2 separate regions of the Mus musculus genome follow, and region 2 is linked to region 1. The links are chromatin loops, found by intact Hi-C in ENCODE. Cell type or tissue: left cerebral cortex. All regions are shown on one strand. Each heading gives the region's core, and the rest is flanking DNA. Links, peaks and the distances in the headings are about the cores only. Region 1 has its middle 12 kb from the start of Gm38753. Region 2 holds the start of Tex26 (testis expressed 26).

Evidence for each region. A loop is a pair of places that touch in the nucleus more often than their neighbours do. Peaks named below come from ENCODE experiments on the same cell type or tissue, not always from the same donor. Only the 100,000 strongest peaks of a DNase experiment are listed, where the experiment ranks them.
Region 2: a loop joins it to region 1, with 2.0 times the contacts of the local background. A loop is called at or near these places in 2 of 42 quality-filtered maps.

Annotation. Positions count from the first base shown.
Region 1 is chr5:149,377,120-149,381,506 of GRCm38, reverse strand. It overlaps a transcript of Medag not described here. Among named protein-coding and RNA genes, the nearest start is that of Gm38753, 12 kb to the right of the region's middle. In left cerebral cortex, for the core only: no CTCF peak of the experiment used is centred there; DNase peaks (open chromatin) are centred at 725 and 1,932; H3K27ac peaks cover 1,384 bases.
Region 2 is chr5:149,437,687-149,442,073 of GRCm38, reverse strand. Tex26 (testis expressed 26) reads right to left here and starts at 2,414. Exons shown (of 7, transcript NM_029464.2): 1 at 2,287-2,414. The coding sequence starts at 2,347. In left cerebral cortex, for the core only: no CTCF peak of the experiment used is centred there; DNase peaks (open chromatin) are centred at 822, 1,765, 2,187 and 2,367; H3K4me3 peaks cover 1,200 bases; H3K27ac peaks cover 1,317 bases.

The DNA.
Region 1 (4,387 bases), core at 221-4,220:
CCATGTGAGGAGACTGGCCTGTGGAATCTAGGTTTGCACAAGAACCCTTTCTGATGTTTGCCCAGTGACACCAACCAGCAACGACTCTCCCAGTGTACTGCATGAAGACTCGTCTATGCATGTGGCCACTGGGGGTGTTATAAGAATACAGCAGTTATTCTGGTGGGTCTGCCAAACAAGAAGAGGACAATTACAACGTCCTGGTCAACCTCTGCTACTGATGCAGTGGTTGGTTGACATGCTTTTCATTCTCAGGGGGCAGGGGATGGGGGAGGGGGGGGACTGCAGGCCTGGGCAAACAGACCATAGCAGTTCACCAGAGGCTGTACATGGAAGGGAATGGGAAAAGTGGACTCCTTCTCTTCTTCAGACAGACAGACACAGAGAGGGAGAGACAGACAGACAGGGAGAAAGAGAGACAGAGAGAGACAGAGAGACATGGAGAGAGAGAGACACAGAGAGAGAGATCAGTCTTGTTTCTCAGGCTATGTTAGACCCCACTGAGGCTGGTAATGACACGTATATATTTATGTACAGTGGGCTTTAAAAAATAGCTTAGGGAGTTCCTATTTTATCATATTTTTTAAGCTCAATTTTCAGCCACAGTCACTACTGAAAAAAAAAAAAATAAGAAAAAAAATCAGAAAAGGGAACTTGTGGGAAAGTGCCTCTCTCCCTCAGGCCTGCTTAGCTGTCACCATGGAGACGCCCGATGGGTCCAGGAATGACTCCCTGGATTCGCTGACAGAGCCTTTGAAATGGAAGCAGCTAGAAGCACAAAGACAAACTTAATGTGCAGTCCTTGAAGAAAGAGCCTTTGACTCCCGCCTGCCATGAGCAGGGAGCCTCAGACAGCAGGCATGCCCCTCTCTGCTCACAGGCATCATTATTTGAGGTGCTTTGCCGCAGAGAGCAGAGGTCCAACCGCTTCTTTGCCTCCCATCACCATTGAGGAAACACTCCTGCAAGGTCTTAGGGGTGAGACTGGGAAAAGAGAGGCAGGGTCTCTGAGATTACGGAGAGAGTGTGTGAGAAGCATACTGGATGGCCTGGCTCAAGGACAGTTGAAAACAACCCCCCCCCCCCCACACACACACCCGCCATCAGCTGTCCCTTTTGCTGCACAAAGCTGTAGATTCCTTCAGACCCAGAGAAGGCAGGCTACCTATGCAAATAAATGGCTTTGGCTTCCATCTCCCTGTGACAATGATCGACAGATGCAGGGATGACCAGAGTATTATCCACAGCATTCCTCTGCAAGTATCCTATGTAAAGGAATGCTACAGATAAAAGCCCCATCCTTGGGTGCTGACCCTGGGAACCCACACAGCACACCCACTGCCCCAATACAGATTGCCGCTCTCCTGAAGGTCTTGACCAGACAGTGGGATAGGATCTCTCACAGGGACTGCCCAAAGCTGCCAAGCTCCGCAGAATAGTTGGTACCCTTGAGGACACATCGCCACCCAAGGTGCCAATCAACACAGCTGACCCAGAATGCATGGCGCCTTCTCTGTGGAGGAGGGTACCATCTCCTCCAAGCCTGTTCCTGACCTATCACTACCACAAGACACAGCTGGCCCGAATCCCCTAGTTCAAAAACGCACGGGATCGACCCCCTTTCTTTCCTGCAAGGCAAAGGCAGAATGAAGCCATGTATTCTTTCCTTCTCTGGCCTGGTTACTGCAGACCTGCCTAACCTGGAAGAGGAACAAGAAATAAAGGCCATGGAGAGCCTGGATCGCCTCCTCGGAGCTATTTATTCTGATTTCCCGACAAGCGAGTTAATTGGATGGGCCCTGGCGACAGACATTCCAGACTAAAAACCCATAGCTTTCTACCAAAACAACATATTGCTCCGTACTCTATTTCTACATTGGGACTTGGAGCCGCCGGACCCGGGAAACCGAGGTAGAGTGAGTCACACCGGCCCAGTCCCACAACAATGCTGTTCCCCTGTGTGTGTTTGCTGTTGCTTGCAGGCATTGCTGGGTTGGAGTGCAAAGGCATCCAAAGTGGGGAAAAGAAACAGATGCTCCTTTTGGACAAGCCCAGCAAGCGAGCGGGAAGGAATTGCGCTGTCTGATGCTGCTTCCTGGTCCCAGCTGCCTTTGACACTTGTAGGTTCCCTTCACACAGCCCAGTGTTCTCATTCCCATGGGCCACACCCACTCAGGACACACCTGGGCCACTAGCCCAGACAGTATGGTGCCTAACTCACTGTTTCTCCAATGAGGCAGGGCTGCTCCCATGTTCCCAAAGGAAAAAGCAAACGCCAGGCAGGCCTGAAACTCTGCCAACCACAAAGTTACTCAGGAGGGCTCTGCACTCTCCCTCCCGGCCATGACCACTGACCCAGCCTTCCTGCACTCCCCACAAGCTGGTCTGGAGCTGAGCACTGACCTAGAAGTTTCCATTTCATCCTTGCCCCAACACCAAAAGCCCAATTCTAACCTCAAACTTGGAAACAGAGACACTCCAGTCTAGAACAGTTAAGAAAGCGACACAGTCTCCCGAGAGGAAAGTGGTTCCAGTCCCTCACTCAACAGCAGGGCGGTGCTGACCTCCCTGCGTCCAGCCATGACCTGCCCTCCCTAGGGCAGGACCCCAGGGAGCACAGACAGCCCAAACTGAAACAAGTTCAAAGCTCCCAGGACCTGATCTCGGCCACCAGGATCAATTCATGCCTCATCACAGCTGCCTCGGAGGAATGGGGCCCCAAGACAGTCACCAGGGCTTTCTCCTGGCAGATGGCAGCTGACTCTGGCATTCTCATGTGGCTTCTGGGCATCCAGGGTGAGGGTGGGGGGAGAGCAATAAGACATTTCAGGTCCATTGATTCGTTCCTATCGATTAAACCTTCGTAAGTGGTTTCAGTTGTAGCATGGAAGATTTTAAGTCAAGATTTTACAACAAACCAAGAAGACAACTAGATCTGAGGAGCTAGAAGGTTTTGTACTTCCTAGATAAGGCTTTGCTTACTGAGGAAGTCTATGCAATTTCTGTCTGTCTGTCTGTCTGTCTGTCTGTCTCACCTTTTACATAGCCGAAAGTCCTACTATGTATAGTCACATGAGTCTGGAAGATTCTAAATGAAGGAGCCCTTGGGTATTTGTAGTTAGCTTGATGACTCCCAGCTTATCAGGTGGCAGAGGGCGTGTGTCAGTTCAGATTTTGGATCACAGGCAGGCTGTGTCCTCTGGGTTTACAGACTTACTTGATTTGGCACACTTGATGCTTTTCGTGGAAAACCTGACTCTTGTTGGAGAAAATCAGTTGACACAACAACCTAAGGGGCCATTTGGCCCAGGAGGCCGTGGTGGCACAGGTTGGCGTCAGATCTCCTTAGACAGTGCCTCCATCAGCTTAACATTGCCACCTTCCTGGTGTCTTTAAGAATATAAGTGGAGGGGCTGGAGAGATGGCTCAGTGGTTAAGAGCACTGACTGCTCTTCCAGAGGTCCTGAATTCAATTCCCAGCAACCACATGGTGGCTCACAGCCGTCTGTAATAGGATCCTATGCCCTCTTCTGGTGTGTCTGAAGACAGCGACAGTGCACTCATATACATTAAATTAATTAATTAATTAATTAATTAAATGCTTTACAAAGAATATAAGCCTGTAACATCATGAGACACTGCTGCCAGGTGCCAATCTCTCAAACACGCTCCTTTCTATTAAGGGAAATTCTAAGCCCTGGCAGGCGCCGTGATAGGGCATCATAGCACAGCGACAAGCTTTTGCATCGAAGGGTCGGTCTGATTCTCGCCCTTATTTTATGTCTTCATAGGAAAAAAAAAAAGTCAAATCAAGTCTATTTCTTCTTTTCCTTCTGGGGGGGAAGTCAGAAGTACTCATCAGGTGTGGAGATACAAACTTGCTTCTTCCCACTGACAACCCCCAACCCCCACTCCCAACACTGAGGGAAGTGTTCACTTCCGCCTAATGAGAGATCCAGAGCAGGAGGGGAGTGTGGTGTGGAGGATAAAGCCCAATCTACTGTTTATTCTGGCGCTAATCACAAGTGGTTTACAGAAAAATGCCCTCATTTGCTTCCAGCAGCTCCAGCCTCTCAGCCATGTGAAAGCTGTCTTCAGAGTCAATTGCCTGTCATTTTACTGATTTATGTTGAACAACGGCAAGGACCCCTCGAGGTATTCGTAGCTGGCTTGATGATTCACAGCGTATAAAGTGACACTGGGCAGTGTGCTTTGGTTCAAATTCCATCAAGATGGAATTTAAATTCCCTCCACTGTGTGTTCGCTGGGGAAATGCTTTGATGAGCAGGACCATTGAGCCTTAAAAGAAGGAGCAAGAGCAACCTGGGCTTCTTCAAATGGTGGCAGAGGCTGAGCCACATCTTCTTTTAGCCCTGGGATGTAAAAA
Region 2 (4,387 bases), core at 284-4,283, 61 kb before region 1:
GCTAGTGGAGATGCTGAGTTCTGAGGAAGACTCAGCGGTGGGCTGACCTCCTGTGGGATCCTGGCTCCCTGAGGATGCTCTTCCCTCGCTCAGATGTTGGGGCGGGGAGTGAGGGCATTTTGTAGATGCGGGGCATCTGAGCTGCGGTTTAGTTGGATAGGGATCTGGCAGGGGAACTGAGATGTGAAGTCAAGAGTCTGAGGCACAGCAAACGACCCACTGTGAGTGAAGAAAACAGTCTGGCTGCCAAGGCTGCTACCTCATAAAGCCTTACCCTGGTAACCATGGTGACTTATCCCTGGTGTTCATGGTCCTGTAAATAATCAGGATGTAGTGACATAAGCCTTGAATCCCAGCACTCGAGCAGGAGAGGCAGCCTTGTCTCTATGAGTTTGAGATCGGGTTGATCTACATAGAGAGTTTCAGGCTAGCCACGGCTACACAGTGAGACCCGGTCCAAAAAAAAAAAAAAAAGTTACTGTCTGCACTTAGAACCTAGAGCTGGCTAGTGAGCACATAACTTAATGGTTTTGTGTGTGTGTGTTTTGTTTTTTTTTTTTGTTTGTTTGTTTGTTTGTTTTTCGAGACAGGGTTTCTCTGTATAGCCCTGGCTGTCCTGGAACTCATTTTGTAGACCAGGCTGGCCTTGAATTCAGAAATCCACCTGCCTCTGTCTCCCGAGTGCTGGTACTAAAGGCATGAGCCACCGCGCCCGGCTATAACTTAATGTTTTAAGCCAGGACTCTGTGCTTTTGTATAGCAGCTGTGACAAGAGGACAATAGCCCAGGATTGCTCACTTATGCTCAGGAGTGACTCAACAGCAGGCATCAGCTGTCTCTTCTTTGGGGACAAAGATTAGAGATGACATATCTCACACTCTTCTTGGGAGGGTGACTTTAGCAGCAATGGAAGATGGGATTGTGGCTGTGACAGACCCAAGGCTGAAGGGGCAGATGACCCAGCAGGTGAGGGCTGAACAAAAGAGATCTGTAACCAATCAAGGGCTCCTTCTCTAACAGCCTGGGCCCTCTTCATTGTACTCTCAACTTCTGGAAGGTTCCAAGGAGGACAGGAAGGTGATTTTTGTCCACACTGAGGCACAGGGGCCTCTGGGCCATGCATGGAAACTGCCTGATCAAGAGCGGGATAGTTCAGTCTGAACATTTGGCATTGGGTACTGAGTGTAGACAGTAGAGTCCCTGGCAGTTTGTGCAGCACCGGAAGTCCTGGGGTACGTGATCAATTCCGTAAGAGGAGGAATCCTAACTCTTATCTGTTCCAGACAAGGAAGGAGACTACTGGCCTAGGAAAATACCTGACAGACAGAGTGTTTAGAAAAAGGGAAATGGAAATTAAGGAGTGCCCTTGGGGATCCTGGGAGCTTTTCCCTCCTCCATCTCCTGACCTCGCCGTCCTATAGAATCTGAAAACATTTAACATTTTTTTTAACTGAATACGCTCCTTCCCGCCCTCCCCCCTCACACACACACTCCAGCTTTCCACTCTTCGTTTACAGAGAACTAGATTGGAATGTAAACACCCACTTCATTGTTCTCTTAGGAGCATCATTCTAAAGAATCCTCACAGCCCCTTAGCCAGCTCGGCTAGACGGCTGCAGCCGGCCATTATTGCTCCGAAGGGATGGATACGCTGACTGTGCACTCAGTAATAATGCTACTCGAGTCGCAACTAACAGCCAGGGGAGGTGATGTCTCTTCACCAACGCAAAACGCTGAGCTGGTAAACCCGCTGCCGCCGCCGCAAGCAGAACCACAGAGCAAGGCTCTCCATCTGTCACCTGGCAGAGCGCCTTTGAAAAGGGCTCAGCTCCCAGCCCAGTCTGCAGACAGAGCAGCCCTGGCCGGCTGATCCCGCCCCTCCCCTCCCTCCCGCCCCACTGAATTTGCTGTTTGCGACTTAAAGAACCAGCCAGACTCCTTCTCTCCCTCCATTACGTCCCCAGTTCTGTTCATTTGTCTTCGGCTCTGTTGTCCTTGGAAGGACACTAGCTGTGGCTTTATCATGTCTCCTCAGGGGTTTCCTTAAGTATTTAAAGGGACACCCCAGAGTTTTAGAGAGGGGAGTATAAAGGGCTGGACAGGAGTGTGATTTTGGACAGCTGATCTTTCTCCCTGACTCACTTGCGCCTCCCTGCCATCTCTAAAAGCGAGGCAAACCTCTCACGATTGATGCCCTTGGGGAAAAAAAAACTGCCTTATTTAAAACAACTCCACCGCACACACAGCACACCACGCCCCGCAGACCCGCAGCGTGGGCAGTCTTACTTGACTGGAGCTTGGGGTCACATTGAGCAGGGCACGAAACCTTGTTCCTATACCGGGCCATCTTGTCCCAAAAGGTCGCCTTCCCGCCCTGACAAGGCAGTAGTACTCCGCTCTGCGCCCCACCCTCTGCGCGTGCCTTTGTGAAGCGTCGCTATGGAGACGCCTCAGTCTCCGCCCCTGGACCCAGAGGGTGAGCGCATCACGCTGATTCCTGACTTTCATGGAGTGCCCTAATCCAATAGTTCTCAACCTATGGACTACGACTCCTTGGGGGTGGGGGGTGTCGAACGAACTTTTCACAGGGGTCACCTAAGACCATCAGGAAACACAGATGTTACCATTATACATTACAATTCATAACCGTAGCAACATTACAGTTATGAAGTAGCCACCAAACAATTTGTAGTTGGGGGGGGGGTCACCACCACATGAGGAACTATATTAAAGGGTCGCAGCATTAGGAAGGTGGAGAGACACTGCTCTGGTCCTTGCAATACTATGCCATTGTTTTATGTATTGGCAAATACGAGCAAACTGGAAAAGGCTGGAAAAAAAAAGTTTATTTTAGCCTGGTATACTGGTGCTCACCGGTGATCCGAGAACTCAGGAGGCTAAGGCAGGAGCCCAACCCTGGAAAGAGATGCCTTGTCTCAAAATATTAAATACCCCGAATATTAAAAACCCAGAAGCAGACAGACAGACGCCCAACCGCAAATTTGTGTCCATTCATAATTTTCAATGTAAGCAAAATTGGGCAAGGTTGGCATGGAAATCTGTAGGACACAGCGACTACACTCAAGGATGAGAAAGATGTGGTATAAGGGAAAGGTAAAAGTTTCGGCATCAGGTCTGTGTGAGGTCAACCCAGAGCATCCTAAGCTAGTGTCTAGTTACTTCAGGGAAACATTGGGCACAGGCTAATTACGGAGAGTCCAGAGGGATAATGGATGCAGCAGGGTCATCCTCCACTACATAGTTTGTCCAGGGGCAGCCTGGGTTACACCAGACCTTATTTTTAATAAATACAAAAAATCCCAAACTATATTCCTAGTACCAATCATAGGATGCCACTTTGTTACTGTACACTGGCCGGCTGATCCTACCCACTTATACATGTTAGAGTGTGGCTTTTAATTTTTTTCCACTTGTGATCACACTGTGCCTGAGAAATTTTTATGCCAGCTAGAGTATATAAGGTATATAAGACAAATACACAGGTCACATGTTTATTGATAATGAACCATGAGGAGCTTTATTTTAAAAAGCAATTCATTGCTGTGCATACAATTTTACCATCTATGAAAGATATGAAGCAAATTTGCATATTAATGAGACGTCATATTATTGAGGTTGCATATTAATGAGATGACCTGTTTATCTTACATAAATAATTAAATCTCGGCTGAATAGGAGATGCTGAATATGAGACCATCTTCGGGGCTTTTCAGAATCCATCAATATTTTGGTTCCTATAATCACCAGTACTTGGAAGACCATTTTGGATAAATGCCTGGCACAAAAGGTCAGAAATGTGCTTAGGACCACTTCAAAAAACACTTGGAAGTTCTGCCCTGATCCCAAGCCAAAACTCACTTAAAATGTTTTTATAAAATTCAGGACAGCAAATCAAATAGCAATTAAAAAAAAAAAAAGAAAGAAAGGAGCATTCCTAAGTGAGACTCAAAGGGAAATGGGAAGGACTGCATCAAGGATCCCAGTTCTTTAGTGGGGATGTGGACAGCGTGTGTCAAAATGTCCACCATAGCTTTCTTCCGGGATACCATGACCTAGTCTTGTCTCTGTGGTCTAGCTGAATACCATAAACCCTGCATCCCTTTTATCTCGATGTAATACCCTGGTCTTCTTGTTCCGCTATACACAGTAACCTCACTCCTCTGTTCAACTCTATATAATAAACACTCTGAGCTTGCTTGATTTGATTTTGAATTACCAGTTAGCATTGAACATCCAGAAACCTTGTAGTGTTGTCAGATTGATTGATTGACTGATTATTGATTGTAGCTCTCTGGTTCACTTATGGGACCCCCTCACAACACAAGAAACTATGTATTAATCACTGACTGCAAAGGGTATTTCATGT